Regions from separate parts of the Homo sapiens genome. Here regions 2, 3, 4 and 5 are each linked to region 1. Evidence: chromatin contacts called from ENCODE Hi-C or POLR2A ChIA-PET data. All regions are on one chromosome and are shown on one strand. The core of a region is the stretch at or near the end of the contact, and the rest is flanking DNA. Distances in the headings are between cores, read along the strand shown. Region 1 holds the start of ZNF257 (zinc finger protein 257). Region 2 holds the start of ZNF675 (zinc finger protein 675). Region 3 holds the start of ZNF724 (zinc finger protein 724). Region 4 holds the start of ZNF85 (zinc finger protein 85). Region 5 holds the start of ZNF430 (zinc finger protein 430).

Region 1 (2,809 bases), core at 130-2,629:
ACCTCCACCTCCTGGGTTCAAGCGATTCTCCTGCCTCAGCCTCCGGAGTAGCTGGGATTACAGGCATGCACTACCACGCCCCGCTAATTTTGTATTGTTAGTAGAGGCGGAGTTTCTCCATGTTGGTAAGGCTGGTCTCGAACTCCCGACCTCAAGTGATCCGCCCGCCTGGGCCTCCCAAAGTGCTCGGATTACAAGCGTGAGCCACAGCGCCGGCCTCAAACGCATGTTTTTATAAATTACTAAATTGGGGGAAACAAAATTGAGGCGTAGCCAACTATACACTACCATTTAACCTCTGATTACATAACAAGGAAATGTCCACCTTGATAGTACAAATTAACAAACTATGTAACTGCATCTAACCAATTACTGAATTTGGTTTTCTTTATCTCATGTTATTAAAGTCTTCTCTTCAAGCCCCTGCTATGGACGACAAATGACAAACCATAGCTGGGTACTTTACAATTTTTTTTTTTTTTTTTTTTTTTTTTTTGAGACGGAGTCTCGCTCTGTCTTCAGGCTGGAGTGCAGTGGCGCCATCTCGGCTCACTGCAACCTCTGACTTCCTGGTTCAAGCGATTCTCCTGCCTCAGCCTCCTGAGTAGCTGGGATTATAGGCACATGCCACCACGCCCGCTAATTTTTGTATTTTTAGTAGAGGCGGGGTTTCACCATATTGGCCAGAATGGTCTCAATCTCCTGACCTCGTGATCCGCCTGCCTCGGCCTCCCAAAGTGCTGGGATTACAGGCGTGTGCCACCGCGCCCGGATTTTTGAATCACTCTTTAATTAAATTCTTTAATATTTTTGCGGTGACTTCTGTATATTTTTAATAAGAGAAAAGAGAGACTCAGAACCCCACAGACCAAAGCTCTTCCCATTCATGAACCCCGCACCCCGAGTCAGGATTCTCCCCTGACGACTCTCCTGTGGTCCCTGCACAACCTGGGGAGACTCGGCGCTGCGGGTGCAGAGCTGCCGAGAGAGGGATCCAGGCCAGGGCACAGTCACTGCGCAGGGAAGAGACAGGACGCCCGGGGTCCCGGCTGTCAGCGCAGCCGCCATCTTATGGCTGAGGGGGACCGAGGCCGAGCTGGCCAAGGAAAACTCGGGCGCAGATGGTAGGGCTGACTGCAAGGAGGCCTGAGTCCCGCCACAGCGACTTCCCACAGGTTCCAACCACCCCCTTCCCCTCTCCCAGGATGTCGGACCCAGCACTCTCACCATTTCTAGGCTTCCAGGAGGACCTGGCGTCTTAGCTGGGGATCTCCCAATACCTGCAGGTCACAGGGCCACAGAGGCTGGGCCCCTAGGAGAAGAGGACACAGACCAGGGAAGACGAGACCTGCAGCTCGGGCTAGAGCGAGAGACAAAGTACCCGCCAAACCCGGAAGCCACCCTGTCCGCTCCAGCTTCGTGTCTGATTGGACGGTTTCCAGCCCAGCGTCCCTGACTGGATAACGTTTAAGGCCTCGCCCCTTTAGGCCCTGAGTGACAGGAGACGTGATCAGATGCTCGGCTGAATGAAGAAAGAGTGAAAGCCTAAGCTCCAGCCTTTTCAGGCAGGTTTTCCTCCCTGAGCTGAGCCAGGCCCAACCCAAAGGTATTTGCATTTAACCTTGTGTGTAAGGTCATATGCGTTTATACATAATACATAATATGGCCGGGCGCGGTGGCTCACGCCTGTAGTCCCAGCTACTCCGGAGGCTGAGGCAGGAGAATCGCTTGAACCCAGGAGGCGGAGATTGCAGTAAGCCGAGATCGCGCCACTGCACTCCAGCCTGGGCCACAGAGTGAGACTCTGTCTCAAAAAAAAAAAGAAAAGAAAAAAATACACTATATTGTTATTCACAAACAAAAATAATCTAATAACAACTATTTTAAAATTTCAGCTTTCCTGACCTTCCTGGCTTCTGGTTTTTTGATCAGGCAGCCTGAGATTTTAAGAAGGAGGCAATCATGGCCGGGTGCGGTGGCTCACGCCTGTAATCCCAGCACTTTGGGAGGCCGAGGCCGGCGGATCACCTGAGGTCAGGAGTTGGAGACCAGCCTGACCAATACGATGAAACTCCGTCTCTACTAAAAATACAAAAATTAGCGGGGCATGGTGGCGGGTGCCTGTAATCCCAGCTACTGGGGAGGCCGAGACAGGTGAACCCGGGAGGCAGGAGTTGCAGTGAGCCGAGATCGCTTTGAACTCCAGCCTGGGCACCAAAAGCGAAACTAAGCTCCGTCAAAAAAAAAAAAAAAAAAAGGAGGCAATCTTCTGAAATAGAATGTGAGCCAAATGTGAATTTTAAATTTTCTAGTAGCCAAACTTTAAAAAGAAAGAAGAAATAGGTCAAACTGATTGTAACAATTTCAGTAACCCAATATATCCAAAATATTACTATATGAGCAATGTGTAATTATTAATGTAGCATGTATATAGTTAGAACTATATCATTGGAACTAAGTCTGTTTTTTTTTGTTTTTTTTGTTTTTTTTTTTTTATTTTTTTTTGAGATGGAGTTTCGCTTTTGTTGCCCAGGCTGGAGTGCAATGGCACAAAGTGTGTTCTCTGCCTCCTGGGTTCAAGTGAGTCTCCTGCCTCGGCCTCCTGAGTAGCTGGGATTACAGGCATCTGCCACCATGCCCGGCTAATTTTTGTATTTTTAGTAGAGACGGGGTTTCTCCATGTTGGTCAGGCTGGTCTGGAACTCCCGACCTCAAGTGATCCACCTGCCTCGGCCTCCCAAAGTGCTGGGATTACAGGCGTGAGCCACCGCACACAGGCTACTAAGTCTGTTTTTTGCCTTTCCAGCAC
Region 2 (2,809 bases), core at 104-2,603, 1.6 Mb before region 1:
GTTCTATTGTGCAAAATATTCTGGGCCTGGGTAAAAGAAGAGAGCCACATAACCTGAATGCAGAACTTAGCAATATGTCATGATGCACCCTGTGGGTAGCGCCAATGCAAGAAAAAAGACTCACATTACCTTTATTCTTGACTTAAAGTCTTATGTCTTGTAAGAGAATATTGAATAATGCAAAAATACATGTAGACATGTCTGCGTGTGATTGGTGCTTATACTCACACAGTTCACCACACCACAGGAGAAAACAGATAACCACAGGCTGACCGTTAGGGCCAAGGCCAAATAGCAAAATAAGTTTGCCTTTAATCTATTTTCTCCATATCTAAACATTGGAGGTTAAGACTGTGGACAGATCTGAAGATACAGAGTTTTCTTGTTTTGTGGCTTCATCATTCTTTGTTCACTGTCTGATGTTTGGAATTAAGGTGAGCAACAGGTGGGCAGCAGTAGTTAATAAAATAACCAGAGGTAACCACAGGTCGACCTGTGGTTATTTTATTCTATCTGTCCTCTGTTCTTTCTATGGTCACTAACTGTTTTTTCCTTGGAATTGAAGAGAGATGTTGGTAGAGAGAGGCTGTCCCCTCACCTCTGGCAAAAAAGGGATGTTCAGGCTCTTCTTCACCCCCCTGACATCAGAGCTGCATTTTAATGTGGCAGCTATTGGCCACGTGTGGCTACTGGGTGCCTGGAATGTGGCTGGTCTGAATTGCAATGTGTTAGGTAAAATAGAGTTATTTTCAAAGATTTAGTTCCATATATGTGTGTGTGTGTGTGTGTGTGTGTGTGTGTGTGTATACACATATATACATATATATGTGTATTTCATCAATAATTTCATATTGCTCTCATACTAAAATGATAGTACTTTGGATATATTGGGTTAGATTGTTACAATCAATTCCACTTGTTTTTTTCTTTTTAAAGTTTGACTACTAGAAAATTTAAAATTCACATGTGGCTCACATTTTATTTGAGGATTGCCTCTTTTTAAAATTCTCAGGCTGCCTACTCAAAGGACCAGAAGCCAGGAAGGTCATAAAGTCTGAAATTCTAAAATAATTATTATTATATTATTTTTCTTTGTGAGTAGCCATATATCATTTATAAATGTATATGACCTTATACACAAGGTTAAATACAAATACCCTATGGGATGGGCCTGGCTCAGCTAAAAGAGGAAGCCCCGGCTGAAAAGGCTGCAGCGCAGGCTATCAGTCTTCACTCAGCCCAGTGTCTGATCACATCTTCTGTCACTCAGGGCCTGAAGGGTCAGGACCTTAAACGTTGTCCAATCAGGCACGCTGGGCTGGGAACCGTCCAATCAGGCACGCAGCTGGAGCAGACAAGATGGCTTCCGGGATTTGGCGGCGCCTTTGTCTCTCGCTGCAGCCGGAGCTCCAGGTCTCGCTTTCATTGCTCTGTGTCCTCTGCTCCTAGAGGTCCAGCCTCTGTGGGCCTGTGACCTGCAGAAATTGAGAGATCCACAGCTAAGACTCCAGGACCCCCTGGAAGCCTAGAAATGGTGAGAGTTACGGGTGCGACATCCCGAGAGGGGGAAGGGGCTGGTTGGAACCCGTGGGAAATGGCTATGGCGGGACTCAGGCCTCCCCGCAGTCAGCTCCACAATCTGCACCCCGAGTTCTCCTTCCCCAGCTCGGCTCAGTCCCCTGCAGCCATAAGATGGCGGCGCGCTGACAGCCAGCCCCGGGGCATCCCGTCTCTTCTCTGCCTAGTGACTGTGCCCTGGCCTGTAGCCCTCTCTGGGCAGCTCTGTACCCGCAGCGCCGCATTTCTCTCAGATTGTGCAGGGACCACAGGAGGGCCGTCACCGGAGAATCCTGACTCAGGGTGCGGGTTCATTAATGGGAAGAGTTTTGGTCCGTGGGGTTCCCAGTTCCTGTTTTCTCCTATTAAAATTTTATGGGAGGGCCGGGCGCGGTGGCTCAGGTCAGTAATACCAGCACTTTGGGAGACCGAGGTGGGTGGATCACCTGAGGTCAGGAGTTCAAGACCAGCCTGACCAACATGGTGAAACCCCGTTTCTACTAAAAATACAAAATTAGCCGGGCGTGGTGGCACATGCCTGTAATCCCAGATACTCAGAAGGCTGAGGCAGGAGAACCGCTTGAACCCGGGAGGTGGCGGTTGCAGTGAGCCGAGATGACGCCATTGCACTCCAGCCTGGTTAACAAGACCGAAACTCCGTCTTAAAAAATATATAAATAAATAAGTTAAATAAATAAATAAATTATGGGGATCACCACAAAAATATTGGAGAATTTAATCAAAGAGTGATTCAAAAATTGTGGAGCATTCAGCTGTGGTTTGGAGCTTGTGACTTTATGAGAGCAGCTTGAAGGAAAGACTTTTAAAGGTACATGATGAAGAAAACCAAATTAAATAATTGGTTAGGTACAGTTCATAGTTACTTGACTTGTACAATTAAGGTGGACATTTCCTGGTTATGTAATCAGAGGTTAATTGGCAGTTTATGATTGGTTAAGCCTAAATTTTTGTTTCCCTCAATTCAGTAATTTGCAAAAAAATGCATTTGAGTTAGAGTTTTTAAAAAATAGGAACCCAGGGACTAGAGTAACCTCCGTCTAATTGCCTGCTACTTAGTTATTTTCACACTCCACAGGAGACTGATTTTCCCCTGCATTTTTCACAGTTCTCTCAAGCTGGGTCTCAAGCCTACCCCTCATCCCATTCCTCCAGACTAACTATGACTTGCAGTAAAATACTAAATTTCCAGTTTCTTCTCACATTCTCAAATGCCAGCTTCCCCTTTCTAATT
Region 3 (2,809 bases), core at 231-2,730, 1.2 Mb before region 1:
GACTGAGGCAGGGAATTGCTTGAACCCAAGAGGTGGAAGTTGCAGTGAGCCAAGATCGTGCCACTGCACTCCAGCCTGGGTGACAGAGCAAGTCTGTCTCAAAAAAAAAAAAAAAAGGCCGGGCGTGGTGGGTCACGTCTGTAATTCCAGCACTTTGGGAGGTGGGAGCCGGCAGATCACCGGAAGTCGGGAGTTCAAGACCAGCCTGACCAACATGGAGAAACCCTGTCTCTAATAAAAATACAAAAGATTAGCTGGGTGTGGTGGCACGTGCCTGTAATCCCAGCTACTTGGGAGGCTGAGGTAGGAGAATTGCTTGGACCTGGGAGGTGGAGGTTGTGGTGAGCCGCGATCCTGCCATTGCACTTCACTGCACTCCAGCCTGGGCAATAAGAGTGAAAGTCTGTCTCAAAAAAGACTGGACAGATATGAAGACATAGAGTTTACTTCTCCTGTCACCCCATCACTTGTTGTTCACTGTTTAATCTGGAAGGAAGGTGGTCAACAGGTGGCCAGCAGTGGTCTATGTGTGGTTATTTTATTCTTGCTGCCTTCTGCTCTTTTATGGCCACTATCTGTTCCACCCTGGGAACTGAAGAGATGTTGGTAGGAAGAGGCTTTCCCCCACCTCTGATGTCCAGGCCCTTCACTCAGCTGACATCGCAGCTGCACTTCAATATGGCAGCTATTGGCCACGTGTGGCTCCTGGGTGCCTGGAATGTCGCTGGTCTAAACTGCGATGTGCTGGAATGGTAAAATACAGAGTGAGTTTCAAAGATTTAGTGATATATATATATATATATATATATATATATATATATATGTATATATATATACACACACACATATATATACATATATACACACATACATATATACATATATACACACATATATACATATATACATACATATACATGTATATACATATATAATTATTGCTCACATATTAAACTGATAATATTTTGGATATATTGGGTAAGTTAAATTGTTACAATCAACTCCACCTTTTTCTTGTTTCTTTTTAAAGTTGGCTACTAGAAAATTCAAAATTCACATGTGGCTTATATTTTATTTCAGAGGATTGCCTTTTTAAAAAAGTCTCAGGCTGCTTGCTCAAATGCCAGAAGCCAGGAAGATCATAAAAACTGAAATTTTAAAATTATTGTTATTATATATTTTTCATTTGTGAATAGCCGTATAGTATGTTATTTATAAATACATGAAACCTCATACACGAGGTCAAATGCAAATACCCTCCGGGGTGGGCTAAGCTCAGGGAGGAAGCCCTGCCTGAAAACGCTGCAGCTTAGGCTGTCACTCTTTCTTCATTCAGTCCAGCGTTTGGTCAGGTCTTCTGTCACTTAAGGCCTGAAGGGGCTGGGCCTTAGACGTTTTCCAATCAGGGACCCTGAGCTGGGGACCGTCCAATCAGGCACGCAACTGGAGCGGACAGGGCGGCTTCCGGGATTTGGCGGGGCCTTTGTCTCTCGCTGCAGCTGGAGCGCTTGGTCTCGTCTTCCCTGCTTTGTGTCCCCTGCTCTTAGAGGCCCAGCCTCTGTGGCCCTCTGACCTGCAAGCATTGGGAGATCCACAGCTAAGACGCCAGGGCCTCCCCTGGAAGCCTAGAAATGGTGAGAGTGGCGGCTCCGACATCCGGAGAGAGAGGGAGGGGCTGGTTGAAACCTGTGGGAAGTGGCTGTGGCGGACTCGGGCCTCCCCGCAGTCATCTCCACAAACTGCGCCCTGAGTTCTCCTTGCCCAGCTGGGCCTCAGTCCCCTTCAGCCATAAGATGGCGGCTTCGCTGACAGCCGGCCCCCGGGCGTCTTGTCTCTTCCCCGCCCAGTGACTGTGCCCTGACCTGGAGCCCTCTCTGGGCAGCTCTGCTCCCGCAGCGCAGCGTCTCTCCCAGATTGTGCAGGGACCAAGGGAGGGTAGTCAGGGGAGAATCCTGACTCGGGGAGCGGGTTCATGAATGGGAAGGGCTTTAGTCCGCTGCGTTTCCAGTTCATCTTTCCCCCTATTAAAAATTTATGGCAGGCCGGGCGCTTTGGTTCACGCCTGTAATCCCAGCACTTCGAGAGGCCGAGGCGGGCGGATCACCCGAGGCCAGGAGTTCGAGACCAGCCTGGCCAACATGGCGAAACCCCATCTCTACTAAAAATATAAAAATTAGTCTGGCACAGTGGCCTGCGCCTATAATGCTAGCACTTTGGGAGGCCGAGGTGGGCGGATTACGAGGTCAGGAGTTCGAGACCAGCCTGACCAACATGGTGAAACCCCCGTTTCTACTAGAAATACAAAAAATTAGCCGGGCGTGGTGGCGCGGTCCTGTAATCCCAGCTACTCAGGAGGCTGACGCAGAAAAATCGCTTGAACCCGGGAGGCGGAGGTTGCAGTGAGGCGAGCTGACGCCATTTGCTGTCCAGCTTGGGTGACAGAGCTTGACTCTGTCTCAAAAAAAAAAAGCCGGGCATAGTGGCGCATGCTTGTAATCCCAGCCACTCGGGAGGCTGAGGCGGGACAATCGCTTGAACCTGGGAGGAGGTTGCAGTGAGCCAAGATCGCGCCACTGCACTCCAGCCTGGGCGACAGAGTAAGAAGACTCTGTCTAGAAAAAAAAAAAAAAAAGGCAGTCTCTGCAAAAATATTAAATAATTTAATCAAAGAGTGGTTCAAAAATTTTAGAGCACCCCTATGGGTTGTAGTTTTTGGTTTATAAGAGGGGCTTGAAGGACTTTGATAAGGTGCATGATGCAAAAATCCCAAATTCAATAATTGGTTAGGTACAGTTATATTCTTTCTGTC
Region 4 (2,809 bases), core at 117-2,616, 1.1 Mb after region 1:
AATGACACTGGAAATTTAGTATTTTACTGTAAATCAGAGTTAATCTGGAAGAACAGGGAGTAAGAAGTAGACTTGAGACCCTGCTTGAGACATATGTGAAAAATGCAGGGGAAAAGAAGTCCCCTGTGGACTGTGAAAATGATTCAGTGGCAGGCAATTAGACTGAGGTGGCTCTAGTCCCTGGGGTCCTCCTTTTTAAAAAAATCTAACTAAAATTTCATTTTTTAGTAAATTACCACATCGGGGAAAACAAAATTCAGGCTTAACCAACTATAAACTGCCAATTAAATTCTGATCACATAACCAGAAAATTGCCAACACGATCGTACAAATTAAGAGACTATATAACTGTACCTAACCAATTACTAATTTGATTTTTTTATCATGCACCTTATAAAAGTCTTTTATTCAAGCTCCTCCCATGGACCACAAACTACAAACCATAGCTGAGTGCTCTACAATACTTGAACCACTTTTTAAGTTCTTTAATATTTTTGCGGTGACTCCTATACATCTTTTTTTTTTTTTTTTGAGACGGAGTTTCACTCTTATTGCCCAGGCTGGAGTGCAGTGGCGCGATGTAGGCTCACTGCAACCTCCGCCTCCCGGGTTCAAGCGATTCTCCTGCCTCAAACTCCTGAGTAGCTGGGATTGCAGGCGCGCGCCACGACGCCCGGCTAATTTTTGTATTTTTAAAAATTGAGACGGGGTTTCACCATGTTGGCCAGGATGGTCTTGAACTCCTGACCTCAGATGATCCGCCCGCCTCGGCTTCCCAAAGTGCTGAAATTACAGGCGTGAGCCACCACGCCCGTCCCCCCATACATTTTTAACAGAAAAAAAGAGGAACTGGGAACCCCACAGCCCAAAGCTCTTTCATGAACCCGCACCCCGAGTCAGGATTCTCCCCTGACAACCCTCCCGTGGTCCCTGCTCAATCTGGGAGAGACGCGGTGCTGCGAATGCAGAGCTGCCCAGAGAGGGCTCCAGTCCAGGGCACAGTCACTGCGCAGGGAAGAGACAGGACGCCCGGGCCGGCTGTCAGCGCAGCCGCCATCTTATGGCTGGAGGAACTGGGGCCGAGCTGGGCAAAAAGAACTGGAGCGCAGATTGTGGAGCTGACTACAGGGAGGCCTGAGTCCCGCCACAGCCGCTTCCCACCGGTTTCAACCAACCCCTTTCCCCCTCGGGATGGCGGACCTGGCACTCTCACCATTTCTAGGCTTCCAGGGGGTCCCGGCGTCTTAGCTGTGGATCTCCCAATACCTGCAGGCCACAGGGCCACAGAGGCTGGGCGTCCACGAGCAGAAAACACAAAGCAGGGAAAACAAGACCTAGAGCTCAGGCTGCAGCGAGAGACAAAGGCCCCGCCACATCCCGGAAGCCGCCCTATCCGCACCAGCTGCGTTCCTGATTGGACGGTTCCCAGCCCAGCGTCTCTGATTGGATGATATTTAAGGCACCTTCTTTTCAGGCCCTGAGTGACAGAAGATGTGATCAGATGCTGGGCTGAAAGAAGAGCGAGTGACAGCCTAGGCTGCAGCCTTTTCAGACAGGGCTTCCTTCCTGAGCTGAGCCAGGCTCACACCAGAGAGTATTTGCCCTTACCTTGTGTATCAATTTATATGCATTCAAAAATAATATATTATATGGCTATTCACAAATGAACAAAGTATAACAACAATTGTTCTAAAATTTTAGATTTTATGACCTTCCTGTATTCTGGTCCTTTGAACAGGCAATCCTCTGAAATAAAATGTGAGTCACAGGTGAATTTTAAATTTTCTAGTAGCCAAACTTTAAAAAGAAAGAAGAAACAAGTGGAATTGATTGTAGCAATTTATTTAACCCAATATATTCAAAATATTTTCATTTTAATATGTGAGCAATATGTAATTATTAATGAAATATAAATACATTTGAAACAAAATCTTTGAAACTAATTCTGTATTTTACCTTTCTAGCACATCGCAGTTCAGACCAGCCACATTCCAGGCACCCAGGAGCCACACATGGCCAATAGCTGCCACATTGAAGTACAGCTGTGATGTCAGTGGGGGTGGAGGGCCTGAACACCCCTTTTCTGCCACAGGTGAGGGGACAGCCTCTATTTATCAACGTCTCTTTTCAGTTCCGAGGGTGAAACAAATAGTGGCTATAGAAAAAGCTGATGGCAGCAGGAATAAATCACAGGTAAACCACTGCTTACCACCTGTTGCCCATCTTTCTTTCAGAGATCAGACAGTGAGCAAAGGATGATGGGCCACAGGAGAAAAAAAACTATGTCTTCAGATCTGTTCACAGTCTTGACCTTTAATGTTTACATAGGAAGAAAATAGATTAAAGGCAAACTTATTTTGCTATTTGACCTCGACTCTAATGTTCAGGCTGTGGTTACCTGTTTTCTTCTGTGGTGTGGGAAACTGAGTGAATATAAGCACAATCACATGCATACATGTCCACATGTATTTCGGCATTTCTTTTTTTTGAGATGGAGTTTCACTCTTGTTGCCCAGGCTAAAGCGCAATGGTGTGGTCTTGGCTCACTGCAACCTCTGCCTCCTGGGTTCAAGCAATTCTCCTACCTCAGCCTCCCGAGTAGCTGGGATTACAGGCATGCACTACCACGCCCGGCTAATTTTTTGTACTTTTAGTAGAGACGGGATTTCTCCATGTTGGTCAGGCTGGTCTTGAACTCCTGACCTTAGGTGATCCAACCGCCTTGGCCTCCTAAAGTGCTGGGATTATAGGCATAAGCCACCACCCCTGGCCATATTTCTGCATTTCTCAACATTATCTTACAAGACAT
Region 5 (2,809 bases), core at 102-2,601, 1.0 Mb after region 1:
AAATTAGCTGGGCAGGGTGGCAGGCGCTTGTAATTCCAGCTACTCAAAAGGCTGAGGCAGGAGAAGCTTGAACACAGGCAGCGGCAGAAGTTGTAGTGAGCCGAGATTGTGCCACTGCACTCCAGCCTGGGCGACAAGAGCGAGACTCCATCTCAAAAAAAAAAAAAAAAAAAAAAAAAAAAAATCTAACTCAGGCGCATCGTTTTGAAAATTACTACATTGAAAGACACAAAATTCAGGCTTAATCAACTGTATACTGCCAATTAAGGTCTGATTACACAACCAGAAAATTTTCACCTTTATTGTACAAACTAAGAAACTACATAACGGTACCTAACCAATTACTGAATTTGGCTTTCTTCATCATGCACCTTATAAAAGTCTTTCCTTCAAGCCCCGCCATGAACAACAAATTACAAACCACAGCTGGGTGCTCAACAGTTTTTTAATCACTCTTTGATTAATTTCTTTAATATTTTTGTGGTGACTTCTGTACATTTTTTTTTTCCGAGACGGAGTCTTGCTCTGTTACACAGGCTGTAGTGCAGTGGCGCTATCTCGGCTCACTGCAATCTCCACCTCCCAGGTTCAAGTGATTCTCCTGCCTCAGTCTCCCAAGTAGCTGGGACTACAGGCGTGTACCACCATGCCCGGCAAATTTTTGTATTTTTAGTAAAGACGGGGTTTCACTATGCTGGCCAGGCTGGTCTTGAACTCTCCTGACTTAGTGATGCGCCCGCCTCGGCCTCCCAAAGTACTGGGATTACAGACGTGAGCCACCCCTCCCGGTCTGTACATTTTTAATAGGAGAAAAGAGGAACTAGGAACCCAGGACCAAAGTTCTTCCCATTCATGAACTCGCACCCCAAGTCAGGATTCTCCCGTGACGATTCTCCCGTGACGATCCTCCCGTGGTCCCTGCACAGTCTGGGAGAGACGCGGCGCTGCGGATGCAGAGCTGCCCAGAGAGGGCTCCAGGCCAGGGCACAGTCACTGCGCAAGGAAGAGACGGGACGTGCTGGGGCCCGCCTGTCAGCGCAGCCGCCATCTTAAGGCTGATGGGGACTGAGGCCCAGCTGGGCAAGAACTCGGGGCGCAGATTGTGCAGCTGACTGCCGGGAGGCCTGAGTCCCGCCACAGCCACTTCCCACCCATTACAACCAGCCCCTCCCCTCTCTGGGGATGTCGGACCCGGCACTCTCACCATTTCTAGGCTTCCAGGGGTTCCTGGCGTCTTAGCTGTAGATCTCCCAATACCTGCGGGTCACAGGGCCACAGAGCCTGGACCTCTAGGAGCAGAGGACACAGAGCGCTGAAGACGAGACCTGGAGCTCAGGCCACAGCGAGGGACAAAGGCCCCGCCAAACCCGGAAGCCGCCCTGTCCGCTTCACCTGCGTGCCTGATTGGACGGTTCCCTGCCTAGCGTCTCTGATTGGATAACATTTAAATCCCCGCCCCCTCAGGCCATGATTGACGGAAGATGTGATGAGATGCGGGGCTGAAAGAAGAGTGACAGCTTGGGCTGCATCCTTCTCTGACAGGGCTTCCTCCCTGAGCTGAGCCAGGCCCACCCCAGAGGTTATTTGCATTTAACCTTGTGTGTAAGGTCATATGCATTTATAAATAATATATGGGGCCGGTCACGGTGGCTCACGCCCGTAATCCCAACATTTTGGAAGGCTGAAGCGGGCAGATGACCTGAGGTCGGGAGTTAGAGACCAGCCTGACCAACATGGAGAAACCCAGTCTTTATAAAAAATATAAAATTAGCGGGTTGTGGTGGCCCATGTGTGTTATCCCAGGTACTCGGGAGGCTGAGGCAGGAGAACCGCTTGAACCTGGGAGGCGGAGGTTGCGGTGAGCCGAGATTGTGCCATTGCACTCCAGCCTGGGCAACAAGAGCACAACTCTGTCTAAAATATATATATATATATATATATATATATTTATTTATATATATTTATTTATATATATTTTTATATATTTATTTATATATATTTTATATATTTATATATGTATTTATTTATATATTTATATATTTATATATTTATTTATATATATTTATATATATTTATTTATATATATTTATATATATTTATTTATATATATTTGTATATATTTATTTATATATATATTTATATATATTTATATATTTATTTATGTATTTATATACATTTATATATATTTATATATATTTATATTTATATAATTATATATATTTATATATTTATATATATTTATATATATATTTATATATTTATATATATTTATATTTATATACTTATATATATTTATATATTTATATATATTTATATATATTTATATATTTATATATATTTATATATTTATATATATTTATATATAAATATTTATATATTTATATATATATATTTATATATTTATATATTTATATATATATATTTATATATTTATATATATTTATATTTATATATTTATATATTTATATTTATATATTTATATGTATATATTTATATATATTTATATTTATATTTATATATTTATATTTATATATATTTTTTATATTTATATTTTTATATATTTTTATATATTTATATATTATACATATTTATATTTATATATATTTATGTTTTTATATATATTTATATTTTTATTTTTATATATTTTTATATATATTTATATTTATATATATATAGTGGCTATTCAAAAATGAAAAGAATGTAACAATAATTATTTTAAAATTTCAGATTTTATGACCTTCCCGGCTAAAGGAGGCAGCCTCAGATTTTAAAAAGATGGTAATCTTCTGAAATAAAATGTGAGCCACAT

Evidence for each region. A loop is a pair of places that touch in the nucleus more often than their neighbours do. ChIA-PET counts read pairs that join two places held with the same protein, here RNA polymerase II (POLR2A). Pooled maps may share reads with other maps.
Region 2: a loop to region 1 is called in a map of naive thymus-derived CD4-positive, alpha-beta T cell, with 8 times the contacts of the local background. The contact joins the promoter of ZNF675 here to the promoter of ZNF257 in region 1. A Hi-C loop is called at or near these places in 1 of 168 maps with a recorded cell type or tissue (naive thymus-derived CD4-positive, alpha-beta T cell), 1 of 37 single-sample maps with no recorded cell type and 5 of 50 pooled maps. POLR2A ChIA-PET finds 5 or more read pairs at or near these places in 2 of 52 experiments (CD4-positive, alpha-beta T cell and OCI-LY7).
Region 3: a map of naive thymus-derived CD4-positive, alpha-beta T cell shows a loop between it and region 1 (23-fold over the local background). The contact joins the promoter of ZNF724 here to the promoter of ZNF257 in region 1. A Hi-C loop is called at or near these places in 2 of 168 maps with a recorded cell type or tissue (CD4-positive, alpha-beta T cell and naive thymus-derived CD4-positive, alpha-beta T cell) and 5 of 50 pooled maps.
Region 4: a loop to region 1 is called in a pooled map, with 11 times the contacts of the local background. The contact joins the promoter of ZNF85 here to the promoter of ZNF257 in region 1. A Hi-C loop is called at or near these places in 5 of 50 pooled maps. POLR2A ChIA-PET finds 5 or more read pairs at or near these places in 3 of 52 experiments (CD4-positive, alpha-beta T cell, activated CD4-positive, alpha-beta memory T cell and naive thymus-derived CD4-positive, alpha-beta T cell).
Region 5: a loop to region 1 is called in a map of naive thymus-derived CD4-positive, alpha-beta T cell, with 12 times the contacts of the local background. The contact joins the promoter of ZNF430 here to the promoter of ZNF257 in region 1. A Hi-C loop is called at or near these places in 1 of 168 maps with a recorded cell type or tissue (naive thymus-derived CD4-positive, alpha-beta T cell) and 7 of 50 pooled maps. POLR2A ChIA-PET finds 5 or more read pairs at or near these places in 1 of 52 experiments (CD4-positive, alpha-beta T cell).

What each region holds. Positions count from the first base shown.
Region 1 is chr19:22,051,054-22,053,862 of GRCh38, reverse strand. It overlaps ZNF257 (zinc finger protein 257), which reads right to left and starts at 1,379. Exons shown (of 4, transcript NM_033468.4): 1 at 1,228-1,379. The coding sequence starts at 1,230.
Region 2 is chr19:23,685,756-23,688,564 of GRCh38, reverse strand. It overlaps ZNF675 (zinc finger protein 675), which reads left to right and starts at 1,353. Exons shown (of 4, transcript NM_138330.3): 1 at 1,353-1,534. The coding sequence starts at 1,532. RefSeq lists enhancers at 1,086-1,135, 1,426-1,815, 1,947-2,809.
Region 3 is chr19:23,249,065-23,251,873 of GRCh38, reverse strand. ZNF724 (zinc finger protein 724) reads left to right here and starts at 1,480. Exons shown (of 4, transcript NM_001355404.2): 1 at 1,480-1,634. The coding sequence starts at 1,632. RefSeq lists a silencer at 1,380-1,439 and an enhancer at 1,570-1,859.
Region 4 is chr19:20,921,808-20,924,616 of GRCh38, reverse strand. It overlaps ZNF85 (zinc finger protein 85), which reads right to left and starts at 1,366. Exons shown (of 4, transcript NM_003429.5): 1 at 1,214-1,366. The coding sequence starts at 1,216.
Region 5 is chr19:21,019,199-21,022,007 of GRCh38, reverse strand. ZNF430 (zinc finger protein 430) reads right to left here and starts at 1,351. Exons shown (of 5, transcript NM_025189.4): 1 at 1,205-1,351. The coding sequence starts at 1,207. RefSeq lists enhancers at 476-1,067, 1,068-1,661.